Regions from separate parts of the Homo sapiens genome. Here region 1 is linked to region 2. The links are chromatin contacts, found by Hi-C or POLR2A ChIA-PET in ENCODE. All regions are on one chromosome and are shown on one strand. Each heading gives the region's core, a stretch centred on a gene start or an enhancer-like site at or near the end of the contact. The rest is flanking DNA. Distances are from core to core; before and after follow the strand shown.

Evidence for each region. Hi-C counts contacts between places; a loop is a spot of excess contacts on that map. ChIA-PET counts read pairs that join two places held with the same protein, here RNA polymerase II (POLR2A). Pooled maps may share reads with other maps.
Region 1: a map of gastrocnemius medialis shows a loop between it and region 2 (11-fold over the local background). The contact joins two enhancer-like sites. A Hi-C loop is called at or near these places in 2 of 168 maps with a recorded cell type or tissue (dorsolateral prefrontal cortex and gastrocnemius medialis) and 4 of 50 pooled maps. POLR2A ChIA-PET finds 5 or more read pairs at or near these places in 3 of 52 experiments (H1, K562 and WTC11).

What each region holds. Positions count from the first base shown.
Region 1 is chr11:19,811,212-19,818,039 of GRCh38, forward strand. The region is part of intron 1 of NAV2 (neuron navigator 2); the gene reads left to right. Among named protein-coding and RNA genes, the nearest start is that of MIR4694, 55 kb to the left of the region's middle. Within about 2 kb of position 2,535, at least 3 of the 41 ENCODE cell types and tissues checked have a DNase peak (open chromatin) inside an H3K27ac peak, as active enhancers do.
Region 2 is chr11:19,864,574-19,871,493 of GRCh38, forward strand. NAV2 (neuron navigator 2) reads left to right here. Exons shown (of 38, transcript NM_145117.5): 4 at 4,352-4,424. Among named protein-coding and RNA genes, the nearest start is that of MIR4694, 110 kb to the left of the region's middle. Within about 2 kb of position 4,023, at least 6 of the 41 ENCODE cell types and tissues checked have a DNase peak (open chromatin) inside an H3K27ac peak, as active enhancers do.

The sequences.
Region 1 (6,828 bases), core at 1,285-3,784, 55 kb before region 2:
GGAGTTCCTGCTGGTAGGAAGCCTCTTGTCTTCTGCTTTGCATGTCATGGGCTCTCCTACTGGACTGGATGGAGCTGTGTGGGTGGCCAAGGAGGAGGTCAGAGGGGGAGAAATGGCAGCACCCATTTAGAGTGTCACCCAGGCCTCATTAGGAAATTGACTCCCATTTGGTTTGGGAAGGGGGGTGTTTTTTCCTGCCTTTTCATGCTCACAATGAAGGTGACATTGATTTACAAGTCAGTGGGTTGGAGCAGGGAAGGGAGGCTTCTATGGGTGGAAAAGATCAATTAAATGATTATCCCAGCTGCCACACACTAATGCCTTTCTTACTGAGTTTCAAAATCAGGAAGCAGAAGGTTACCACATTTAGCCTTTTACAGGAAATCTAATTGCCAACCTTGTGGTGCCAAGGTTTATTAGATTGGGAAGAGTTGCTCTTAGTGGCTGGCAGTTTCTGGCATGACAGAAAGCTTTCCACTGGCCACCTGGAATTGTAAATGACTGCCTCCTCTTCCTTTTTGCGTGCTTTTGCTAAAGTTTTATGCAGATAGCCTTTTGTGATTTTTATCTTTTTGTGATTTTTATCTGGATTCTAGGGGGATGGTACTTAAGCTTGGTAAGCAGTCAAAAAAAATATTTATTCAATTCCTACTATGTGCTATGCCCTGGTCTAGTGGCTGAGAACTGCAGTGGTGAGCAAAACAGATACGCGTTGTCTTTAGAATCCTTTGCCTGGAATGGTCTTCCTATGGCTTAGTGGTTCCCAGACTGTAGTATGCATGAGGACCACCAGAATGCTTGTTCAAACCCAGTCTGCTGATTATTTTTTCCATCGCCTTTCCATGGTCCTGTCCACATTGAAAAAAGGCAATCTCAAGAGCAGACCAGAATTCAGTCCAGCAAGCAACTCTTGCACAAATTGCACGGCTAAGCTGCCACCCCCCACAATTTCTGATTCAATAGGCCTGGAGTGGGGCCTGATAATCTGCATTTATGATGAGTTCCCAGGCCATGCTAATGCTGCTGGTCTGGGAGAACCACCCCCTGAGCCTTTGCATGGTTGCTCTCTTCTTATCAGTTGGGTCTCTAATCAAATATTACCTGCTTAGAGAGGCCATTCTTGATTTCCCAACCACATTATCCCTCCACTCCTGGCCATTCACTCTCTAATGCATCTTCATAGCATTTATTATTCTCTAATATTAGTTTGCTTATTTTTTATTACCATTTTGTCTCTCTCTCCTACCTCTCATCCTCAGTAGAATAAAGCCTCATGAGAGCACTTCCTTAGACACTGTTGAATCCTCTAAGATTATCAGAGTACCAGAGTATGTGCTCAATAAATACCTGAATGAATTAAATAATTACAAGAGTAATGAGTCATATGAAGGAAAGACCTAAGATGCCTTGGTAGTGTAACAGGTAGACCTAAGGTGGAGCAAAGATATTGCATTTCATCCTACTTGGAGCAGTTTCTAGATGTGGCCTTAACACCTGATTTAAACACTGCATACCAGAGTTTTGTCTTCAAGGTTACAGGCTGTGGGATTTGTCTGCGATCATAGCAGGCCACTCTGGATTTGCTTAGTTTTTCCATCGCCTTTCTATAGTCCTGTCCACAATGAAAAAAGGCAATCTTAAGAGGAGACCAGAATTCAGTCCAGCAAGCAACTCTTGCACAAATTGCATCATGAAGTTGCCAGGCCCCTATCTCTGAGCTTGGCAGGAGGCAAGGCCTGAAATTTACTTCTTCTAATAACCTTCCACCTGAAGCCTATACTCATTCCCTTGTTGGAATCTGGAATCCGGCACCCATGCCAATGTCTCGGTAGCCTTTTCATAACCTCTACAAAGTTGAATGAAGGCTCAAACTCTTCTTTGCAGGAGTGAGACCTTTCGATGAAACATGTAGATTCCTCTCCTGCACTGGCCTTTTAGAGAAATGTAAGGGCAGGCACTGTTGTTTTTTCTTTTCAACAGAGTCAAGCAAAAGATGAGGCACATGGAGGCACCATGCGACTAAAAGCTCTGAGGATGATTGTCAAAACCCCACTGGAGGAGTTGGAAAGCATGTAAGGTTTTGCTCTTGTGTGGCCTCAGCAGCCACTGCCTGGTTCAAGTGAAGTTTGCACAGTCCCTTGGCCTAGAGCTTCATGCCCAGCTTTTGCCAAGCGTGGGCCAAGTGGGGGAATGATTCCCCAGGTTTGTTTGCCTGGGGCAGCCAAAGAAACAGTGATTTATTTCCCCTGAGTGTGTCATGAAAATGTAAGCACCGAGAGTTGGATTATTTTGGAGGGTGAGAATTTGATGGGGGAGATGGAGATGGAAGAATTGCAGCAGTTTGGAGTCAGGGCTGGGGGCCAGAGGGCCGCCCAGTGGGTTGGGGTAACATAAGCTGCCGCTATTCAGGAGGTGGCCTGTGTAAGAAAATCTGACCACAGCGGGTGCGTGACTTCAGCTAAAATTAACCTTGGAGGCTTCACACGCTTCCACAGTGCTTTGAACTAGACACTCCCAGAGAGGGCATGGGACGTTGACTGCTGAGGACTGCGCTGCTGCTGTGGGTTGAGCCATGCCTGTAAGCATCAACTTATGGGTTCCCGCTCGGGGTCAAAGTCGGGATTCCTGTGACCATTATAAAGTGGTAAGCAACCTCCAGGGATGTTGGCAGGGTCTCTGGGGAGAGACAATGAAGTTTATTTGAATTGGACTTGTGTTTAGAGATGGTTTCAATTTATTTTCTATGCAGAGCAGAGACCACGAGCCCTCCAAGCAGGACTTTCATCTGTGGAAAGCTAGAAGAGCTAACTGCCACCTTTGTGCTGCTTTTTTGTTTCATATGTCCGCCCAGGGTGAGGGCTGGGTGGTGTATTTTTAGAGCAGGTAGAGAAAGATCTGTCTGGACATTGTTGGTGGCCTGAGAAAATACAACTGCATAAACCAAAGGCCAAGCTGAGGAAGCTGAAATTGGGAAGGTCCTGGATGTCAACAGGTGTGGCAGGTTTCGCTTGTTTTCTTAATTGTGGGCCTCAGCAGGTGCAAAAGAGTTGGAGGAGATGCCAGGGAGTACTCCTGAGGGCTTCATTGAAGGAGGGACTTGCTTGGGGGAAACTGGAAGCAATTTCCTGTTCAGTGAGACCCATGGATGTCCCGGGAAGGGCCCACTGCCCTCTCCCTCCCCTGGCCAGGGTGACCTGAATGGTATCATTTAAGCTGGAAGGCATCTGTACCCATGGCTTTCCACTTGCTGCCGAGAATCCATTTGGGAGCATGCATTCACAGAGCAAAAAGGCAAGATGCATTTTTATTCCTTTATGCCTCCTTAACCTTCAGACAGTTACTGTAACTCAGGGGCTAATGGCAGTCCTGGTGCCTGCAGCTGTGTGGCGCTCTGGTTTTACAATCAGAATGGCCACTTTTTTGTTTGTTTGTTTTGAGAGAGTGGATCTCACTATGTTGCCCAGGCTGGTCTTGAACTCCTGAGCTTAAGCAATCCTCCTGCCTCAGCCTTCTGGAGCAGCTGGGACTCCAGACTTGAGCCACCATGCCCAGGTAGAATGGTCACTTTGATGTGGTCAGAGGCAATGGCTTTATGACAGAGAGAGAACCTTCTTAGCCTATTCTTCTTGTAAAAATGCTGTAGTTTACCCTCCCCTCCTAAAACTTATCCTTCTCCCCCACCTATCTAACCCAACTTCCTAGGCAACATTAGCATTATTAGGTGGCTTGGCAGGTGCTTATTTTCTAGGAAAGAGTGTGCTTCTCTTATCTGCTTAATGCTTACTCTATACAGCTGACCTTGGAGTGATCTATTATAAAAACGTTTAAACCCGCAAAGCATTTGCTTTGGTGAGCAGATATTCTGTGTGGCCCTTTATGTACAAAGATAAGAACGATGTGGGTATGAAAGGTGTAGGGAAAAAAACCCCTGCATGAAGATACGTTTTCACACAGTTTTGAGGTCATTTTCCATGTGAGCCACTTTACTGAGTCCTCTGAGTATTTGATATCCTCTTGTTCCTTCATCCTCTGGGTGTGTGGCTCATTAAAGGTGGAAGGCTGCTGGGATATTGGACATGTGTGTCGTTTGCTCTAGATGTGTAGCACTACCCAGGCCAAGCACAATTAATGGGGATGTCCCTGAGTTCTCATTATTATTTTTAACTCCTGGGGTCTAGGCTCACTGCCCTGTGGAAGAGATTTCTTTTGAGATAGAATGTTAAAAATAGACATTTCAATAGGAGGCAGCTATTGTATGTGGTTCTGAAGTTGGATGAACACATCTTATATGCCTGCATGGGAATTCCCATCCCATGCTGGACCTGGGTGATTAGACATAGAATTCAAATTCCCATCTTCATAGGAACACAAGGCTCCTTCCAGTTCCATCCTAGAACTTCTTCTTCATCGTGGTCATCTGAATGACCTGGCCTGATTTTTGTAACTGCCTTGTGGCATAAAGATGACTGGACTGAGTTGGAATACCTGGTCTGTTAGCTGGACAGATGCTAACCTTGTCCAGCTGGTATCTCACTGGCTTCATCCATGCAATGGGGAGAATGCAAGCTGCCACCGCCCATGTTTCCCAGGATTGTGGTGAGGCTCAGATTGGATTGTATTTACAAAAGAACTTTATAAATGGTAAGCACTGCAGACAGGAGGCAGAGACAGCACTGTTGTTAGGACTTTATTATTCTTCTTGAGATGAATCAATCAGGGCCTTCTTCCAGGACTTTGGAGAATAAATAGTATCTTTGTGCAAATTGTTCTTTTGTGCTCTGGGCCAGGTTGTCCCCTGGGTAGAGGAGACACCCCTTCTTTCCTAGGTGCCAGCTTGGTGTTTGGTAGTCTTCGTAGTAAACGCCTAGTATAATAAAAATAATAAACATGAAAAACCCGAGATGCCCTCAGGCCTGAGAGCTCTGACATCTGGGCTGGAGAAGGGCCCGGGGCACAACGGTCATTTCCACTGTGGCCAAGTCTCTTGGCCATGGAGTTGCCGAGAAAGGAATGAGGCTCCCAAATGGGGAAGGAGCAGGCAAGCGCATTCCTAGGGCCGGGCAGCGCCAGCCACTGCTGGGAATTGCCTGCCTTCCAGAGTTTTTTAAAGCCTTTGCTACACAACTTTCCCACAAGTGACACAACAGTCTTTGCCAGGTTCTGTGCCTCTCTGCCCAACGGGCTGGAGGGCCATGGCCATTTATGAGAATGTCAGATCTTCTCTAGTCCCTCTGTACCTTCCTTCACCCCTCTGTCCGTTACCCCTCCCTGAGTACTTCTGCAAGTGTGCTCATAGGTGCTTCACATTTTTTCCTCATTCAATTCTTCATCTAAGTTGGTGCAGTAGATGCTATTATGATCTCCACTTCACAGATGAAGAAGCTGCATTTGAAGAGTTTAAGTGACTTGCCTGGACTTGGATACATTAGCAGAAAATTCAGGGAAGTTTATGGCTATAGAATAACATCAACACAGAATATCCGCCCTCCTAAGCAAAAGCTTCCAGGGTTTAAACATTTTGCAATTGATCATTCTGAGGTCAGTGCTTTATGGTCCATTGTTTGTGGTTGGCATCATTATGTAAAAATATGTAAATATACCTATAATATCTATTATTTATAAACAAAATCTAATTTTCAGGCCCTTCCGCCTCCCTCTTCAGGTGAAACCAGAGGAGGCTCCCACCACCTTTTTTTTTCCCCTCTGTGCCTTCGGTCACAGCCCCTTATGCAGAAAAAGGGACTCCACCTGGAGCCCTCTCTGGATCTACTTCTCCCAGATAAATCAGTCGGCTGTGTAATCTTTCAGGAAACCTGACCCCTCATCTCCCAGGGGAAATCCTTAAACTACCCACCACCCCACTGCTCAGGTTTCTTGGGTAAGAAACATCCTCAAATAATCACCACGAGTGCACACAGTTTGCCTTTGGTGTTGGGAATTTTAATAAGCAATGTACACCTTATATAGCCACTCACCTGCCCTGGTCTGAATGGCCCTAAGAAAACAAAAACAAAACAACAAAACAAAAATCCTTTACCATTAAAAAAAATCTCCCAGGCTTTCCAGAGTGATTATATAGCCTCACATCAGTCTCCTGGGGTTAAAGCATTGAGGATCCCATTGGAAATGTAAATGTTTTTTGGGAACTGTGACTCACCTTTCTCTGCCAGAGCTGTGTGCCTGGGACCTAGTAAGCCCTGATGGAATGGAATGTGGGTCAGGTGAGTTTTGATCCCCAAGTCAGGCAGAGACAGTTAGGTCCAGTGTCTGGGAATGGGGGAACACCTGGAGCGGGGCTTTTGGGACGCCTCAGTGGGTGATGAGGTCCGAGTTGGGGGAGGGAGGGCCTGGGCAAATTGAGGATGGTCAGTGTTTGGGAGACCAGTGCCAAAACCAAAGACACTCATGTGAAAGGAGGGAGGGGGTGGCCAAGAGGGCCTTTGAGCCAGCAGTCCTTGAGCAGGTGCTCTGTAACAAGCACGCTGAGAGGTCCTGCAAAGGGAAAACTTGAGCTCATGCTCTACCCACTTGGCCCTGTAAATAAAGCCGGGTCACTCTCTTAATGGGGAGTAACTGAACCTTGGCTCCAGCTCACTTGCTCCTGTCCCTTCACCTACTAGGAAGCGGAACTTGGCACCTCTTGTCCTTTCTGAGAAGGATTCCACTTGCCCTAGAAAGCACCAGTAAGAATACAGATTGCACTGGAGATCTCCAAGGGGAGAGTTCGGATCGTATTCAGTCTCCCTAAAGGCCCCTCGATCTCATCTCCAAGCCTTCTTGCCCACCCAGATAGCCTCTTTGCACCCCACAGGCTTCCCAGCTCCAGAT
Region 2 (6,920 bases), core at 2,773-5,272:
AACTCCCTGGCTCTCCTTGGTGGGGAAATACTTCAGGATATGGGAGACAAAGGCTGCAACACAGCCCATGGAAGTTGCCCTGCAAGTCTAAAGGTCAGGGACTGTTGAGAAACTAAACTTTGGGATGGCAGTCTCAGCTGAGATTGGCAGAAAGGCTTAATTGCAGCCTCTCTCATGGATGTTCAGGCACTGCACAAGGTGGAGGCCACATTTGGCTCCAAACAAAGGGAATTCTGGGGAGGTGCATCCTGGTCTGCCCCTTTTCTTTACCTCCATCCTTCACTCAACACCTCTCTGCTCCCGGAGTCTCCAAGCCACGTGGTAGTCCCTCTCCTGGGTTTCCCCCTCTACCCCAGCTAATGCTGCAAATTCCAGGAACTCAGTCCCAGAGCTCTTGGACCCATTTCTATGGCAACAACTACAATAGCTTCTCACCCAGTCCCCAGCCCCCTTCAAAAACACTGGAATGTCAGACTTCATACAGATTTTTTTCAGCTAATTTTGGAAAGTAGTTTATATTGGCCACTACATGCTAATGAACAAGTTTGGTCTTATTTACATACTTTGCTGTTTAAGAGTCTTTTCTTTCACTCTGCCTCCCAACTTTAATCAGATCCTCATCTCATGCTGTGTGTCTGGATCACACATAAGTCTTGTTAAAGATGGGCACGAGGACATCATTGTGCTGTAATGACTACTGGGGTGCTGCTGCTGGGGCTGTTCCCCTCTTGAGATGTGGTAGGAGTTTGCAGTTTCAACAGTACATGAAGATGGATTGTGTTTACCTGTACAGTATTTAGAAGAAAACCTTAAGGTGAATTTTAATCACAAGAGGGCCTGGATCAAAGAAACAATCTCCCTTTCTGATCTCCTTCCAAATGAAGCCAGGAGGTTGGAAGCCACATCTGACCCCATTCTGCTTCCCAGCCTCACTCTCTTCCTGGGGTGCAGATGAAAGAGCGTGGGTCTCGGCCGCCTTGTCAGGAGTGATTTTTAACCTTAATGGAATATTATTAAAGAGTGGATTTCAGACTTGAGGAATGTTTTTTGAACTCCTTCTGTGAACAGAGAAATCATAGTAGAAGGGAAAAATTCAAGGCACTTGATGGACTTACGAATGATCTTTTAAATAATGACAAAGTTCTAGTTTTAACATCTTCTGGAGTGCAGACCAGCCATCTGGTTTTGGCTCCCTGTATTTCATCTCTTTAGAAGAAAACAATGGTGCCCTCAGGCCTTCCCTGTTCACCTAATAAAGGAAGATCCTAATGCCTCTCTTGTCTATGTGCTCTGATTCTTCTAGAGAAAGACAGGAATCAAGGTGTGTGTTGAATCGCACTGTGGACCCTAGAGAAGGATTATCTAAATTCAGGCTCCTATGTATGACAGGGAGGAGGACCTCCTGGTTTCTCACCCAGCTCTGCCATTGACATTGACCTGTGTAATCTTGGTCAAAAATCTGACTTCCTTACCTCACTTTCTGTATCACGTAATACTTGCTAAAACCAACACCATCCAAAGAATTGAGTGCCATGCTGGCACAGAGCAGACATCTACACAATGATGTTGACTGAATGAATGCTTGAAATAATCCTATAACTCAGGGCTTCTCAATCTCAGCACTGTTGATGTTTTGGACTGGACAGTTCTTTGTTGTGAGAAGCTGTACTGTGCATTGTAGGATGTTTAGCTACATCTTGGCCTCTATCCATAAGATGCGAGTAGTACCCTGCTCCCATTGTGACAGCCCCAAACGCTGCCAGACATTGACAAATTGGTCCCTCACCTCCACCCTCCATCCCTAGCCAGTGGAGAACTACTGATCAAAATTATAAAATTCTGGGAAAAAAATGACAGGACTTTAAAAAGTTAACAAAGAAGAAGTATTCGGGTAACTTATTTATAATTATTCATTCTTTTAATAGAATCGGACATTAAAAGAAAGTCCAGCAGATGGCTGAATTGAAATGTATCAAGGCTAGCCTTGCAAACAGACACTATCATGTACTTTAAATGATGCTGTATGTGTTGAATGTTCCATAAATATAAGTAATGTACTTTATGCTTCTTGGAATGTGAGTTCTATAGAAATAGTGTTGTAGTAGAGCAGTGCTTTTCTTGAATATGTTGGTGGTTGTCTTTATTTTTTTCTTCAGTGCCATATTGCTGGACTATTGCTGAAAAATCTTAACCTACCTCGTCAGCCCACCTCCGTGACACTTCCCAGAATAAATATCGAGTGTACTATTTTTGATTTTGCAATAAGAGATTCCGGGATGGTGAGCTTTTTCTTTTTCTCACTTTCCATGGGGACATAATTGCCAAAGCCTCACTCACCAGCCATGTGCAAGATATTATATAAAAGAAGTAGGAGAGAATGATAGGAAAAGGCAAGCAGTAGAAGAGAGATTTTATAATTTTATTATTATTTAAATACTAGTGTCTCTTTTGGGGGGCAACAAGTCCTTTTGAGTGGATTTGGTATATTACCACTGTGTACAAAAGTAGAAATAAGGACTGATAGTTAACATTTGTTCTCAAAAGCAGGGTTTCATGGTATGGTGAGGTGGCATTTAGAGACACAACTGTTATTGCACTTACAAATGGGAGCAGATTGCTCCAAGACATCACACACAGGGTACTCCCAGCCAGTATTGTGTTTACTTTCCCCTCCCTCATTCCCTCTAAGCCAATAGCACCTGGTTGTCTGCATTTATGTAAATGCAGGCTCCTGTGTATAACAGGGAAGAGGACCTCCTGGTTTCTCACCCAGCTCTGCCATTGACATTGACCTGTGTAATCTTGGTCAGAAATCTGACCTCCTTACTTCACTTTCTCTATCACATAATATTTGCTAAAACCAACACCATCAAAAGTGGTCATCCACGGGGCTGGACAGAGGACAGGAAAGATGAAAAGAAAACTCACCTTTCCTCCATGTGTATAAGAAAGGACTTTCTGCAATGATGAAAGGCATAACGCATAGCATCAACATTTAGTTTGCAGCAAATTGCATTCTGCACCTTTTTCTAGAGATGAGAAAATGTCTTCCAGATGAGGACCTTGAAGTGTGAGATGGAGGTTGGAAAGGAGATGGGAACCTATGCTAAAAATGCAAGGATGGAGTAACTTCAAGCTCAGGGTTGAGTAGAGTGTATATTATGGGTGCAGTTTTATTCAGGTATCCCATAGCTTAATTTAAAGCACTTGGAAGATGTGAAGACTGGGAGTAGATAAGTCATAAAATGCCAAATGTCAATAGGTGGGTGGATGTGAACTTTGGGAAGACTGCCTTGGAGCTAGACGCTACTCAAATTAGAGCTCCTAAGTGTAGACACTTTACATTTTCTGTGGCTGTGAAGGAGCATTGGGAAATTGCTTGGAGTTGAAGAAACGAGAAGGGTCACATGTATACTGTGGAAGGCAATCATTTATTAGTTCAAAATAAATTCCATGGGTTAAATACTGATTTGAGTTCATAGGAATGTTGACGGAACCTGGGAAGTAATGAGGGGTGGGGTGATTGTGGAGGGGAATGAGTGGGGTCCCCATTGTGAAATGCAAATTGTGTGAAATTCAAAGACCTCTGTGCCAAGTCTAAAGCAATTTCTTTTACTTATGGTACCCGTTGACATTAATCAAGCCAGAACATTTTCCTTTAAACCAAAAAACAATTAGCCCTGACAACTGAAGTAAAATTAGCTTCTTGGGAATGACCTAATTGTTCTTTTGGGAAGGCTGGACACTGGCTTGCCCTTGGCTGTGGTGTCAGCCCTGGCAAACCTGGCAGATCTCACAGACTCTCGTGGGTCCTTTCTTGCCACAGAAAGCACAAAGGACAGAGGGGTTCAGGAGGTCACAGCCCTCCCCAGTCATTTGCAATGCCTGCCATCCGGAGAATTTTGTGAGTAAATGCTACCCAGATTCCTGCGAAAACTCCCATTCACTGTTGGTACATTTGACTGCCTGCCTCTTTGGTGGCTGGAAATTTCTCCCAGCTGCTGGTAGATGGGTGTGTCCACTAACCCTTTCCCCACCTCCATTTTTCTGGCAACTGCTCAAGTTTTCAGGATTGCACTGGTGGTGACAGTGATCAAGATGAGAGCTCCCATTCCACCCTGGTTATTTTTGGCGGCTGTGAGCAATGCAAGACCTCAACTTTTGGCACTATGTGGTTGGGATATTAGGTAACCTTTTTCCTGTGCAAGTACAGACAAAAGAGAGTGTCCTATCTTGGCGTTCGTTCATCGGCCGTTTTTACAGCATTCTGTTTTCCCATTGTTCCTCATAAGAGATGGCTCTGGAGAGGCTGAACATTTATTAAGTATATATTGTTGTTTTTCCCTCCTAGATTGAAAACATAGATGCCTGCTTGAATTTCCTGGCAGCTAAGGGAATAAACATCCAGGGGCTGTCTGCAGAAGGTGAGTCAGAGCGCTTGTCACGAAGCTGCCTCTTCATCATTAGAAATGCCCACCTGTTACTTATGAATGATATTAACACCATTATGACAAGGGATGCTTGTGGGCTCCTCTGGTTTTGTTTTCCTTTATGTTGCTCAGTGGTTGCCTAGACTTGAGGATGCCAAGGACTCACTCCAAGAATGTGGATTCAACCATACCAGCCACCTCTGCAAGACCCTGAGAGGGTAGTGAAGGGGAAGCTGTCCTATTTGAGAAAGACTTGCTTAAACAATGCTGATTTGATTCACCTGTCTAGTAATTCAGTTAATTATCAAGTCAGGCCTCATCTATGGGAGAGAGCATGCTTCACCACAGAGCATATTTCAGCTGTACAGTTCCCGGGGAAAAATGCTTAATCCTTATCTCTTTTATTCGAGGAAGCAGCACTTTTTCTTGCTCTTAAAAAAGCATGTGATTTATTAATGCAATGCTGTATTTTTACATTGTGATTAGTTTTTAATTAAATTTGGTGGCTAATTAGCACATGAGTGTTCACCAGTGTTTTGCTATTAAATTAGTTATTGGTCTGGAGATGGCTGGTTCGAATTCTCAGCCACCTCAGACAACAAGTCAGCCTGAAACTTTCACGCTCTCTCCTGTTTGTAAATACAAGCAGCTGCCAGCTCAGAGCTGCCATAGGCCCAGGCATCCTCCCAAGCTCATTAGGCTGCACCTGCCTCCAGTTTTCCCAGAACAGGTAAAGCAGTTTGGGCTTCAGATGATAGCACCTTTCCCTAGTGAGACTGCTTTTTGAAAGGAGGCCTGTTAGCATGGACTCTGGTGGTCAGAGTGGGGCAGAGAAGAACAATGAGGAAGGAAACAGCCAAATTGAGCAGGTAAGTTTGCAAGCATGATGGATTCCATCTGGGACCTGTTCCTTGCCTTTGCTCTGCTACACGGTGAAAGCTTGGTTTTCCTGGCTGCGTTTCTGAGTGGTAGTCTCTCCTGGTATTGGGGGTGGGTGGTATAAATGACCACTATTAATGCCTCGTGGATGTATTGCGTCTCTGAGTGGGACTGTAGGAATTCCTCAGTTAATAACTCTGATGTGCTGGACCTGTTCCCAGTCAGGCACGGCCACACTGCTTCCAGAGTTCGCAGAAGCAGTTGTCGTGTGGTCAGTCCTAATCCCAGAAGATTCCCCAGCCCTGGGGTACGGACCCTCATCCATGGGGATAAGATCAGGGCTGGCTGACATGTGGAATATGCTTTGCTGGGGGGCGGGGGTTTGCTGGGAGTAGGAAGATGCAAATTCCCATTCAGAGGAGCACATGATTTCCTCCTGGTAGAGAGTTCTTGTGCTGGCTGGTAGGTGGCAGGGCATACTCGTCCTAGTTTCTGGGAGTGCTTGAACTCCTGGGACAGGCCTGTGTCCCCCAGCAGAGCACCAGCAGGGACTTTTACAGAGGTGTGTTTGGCAGCAAGTGGCAGCAGGGCCTCTTGGGTATGCAGACTCTGCAGGCCTGCTTCATCCTGCCTGGCTGGTAGTGACCCCTGGCTACTCAGCCATCTACCCATTGGCCTGACTTCTGCCTCATTTGTTCTCCCCATCTGTCCCATCCTCTCTGTACCCCAAGGCATAGAGAATCTATGCAATAAGTATTTGTTGAAAGAACAAGTACCAATTGTACTTTGCAGGATTTTATCTGTATTGGCTTCAGTTCTCACAACTAAAGTTGGAGTTTATAACAGCCTCAGTTTATAGATGAAGAAACTTTGGTTTAAAGAGGTTATGAGCGGCATCCCTGAAGCATGTAGCTAGAGAGTGGCAGAGCCAGGATTTACACCCAGTTCTGTGTGATTTCAGAGCTCATGATTATGGCGTCTTCTGGGATAGAGGTGGATAAAATCTAGGTATGCCATATAAAGGTAAAAGAAATGAGGTTTAAACTCTTTGTCACCTGGAGCATTGCTTCAGAAGATGTTATAGCCCATGGAGGCACATCATGCAGAAAGACACTCAGCTGTCTGCCCCTTTTTGACATTGAGATGACCCTTGGAGGCTCTGAGCATGGAAGAGCATACCATAGCCAGTGTGCTGTGGTATCAAGCCATTGTGGTACAACCATGAAGGAGTTTTGTGGTATTTCAATAACTGCCTTAACTGTGCTATGTTGAACCCCCATCCTTCCTGCTGGGTCAAGACTCACTTAATGATATTTTGGCCAGGATATATAACTCTGTAGTCATCTTCAAGTTGTTACAATTACTTGATGCCCATATTTATGACTCAGTGACGGTCATTTTTAAACTTCAATCTCAGACTCTACTCAAAGCTCTTTACCCTCATTCCTTCCAGTGTAAATGGCTTTAGGAGTTTGAAGAGAGATGGGGGCATGCCGGCGTGACTTTCTCTCCTTTCCCCTTCCCATGTTCTTGTGCCAGAGCCCCCAGGATTGAGGCAGCACAGAGGAAGCAGAGTTCTGCTGCTGGGGAAGGTGCTGTCCTCAGTATACA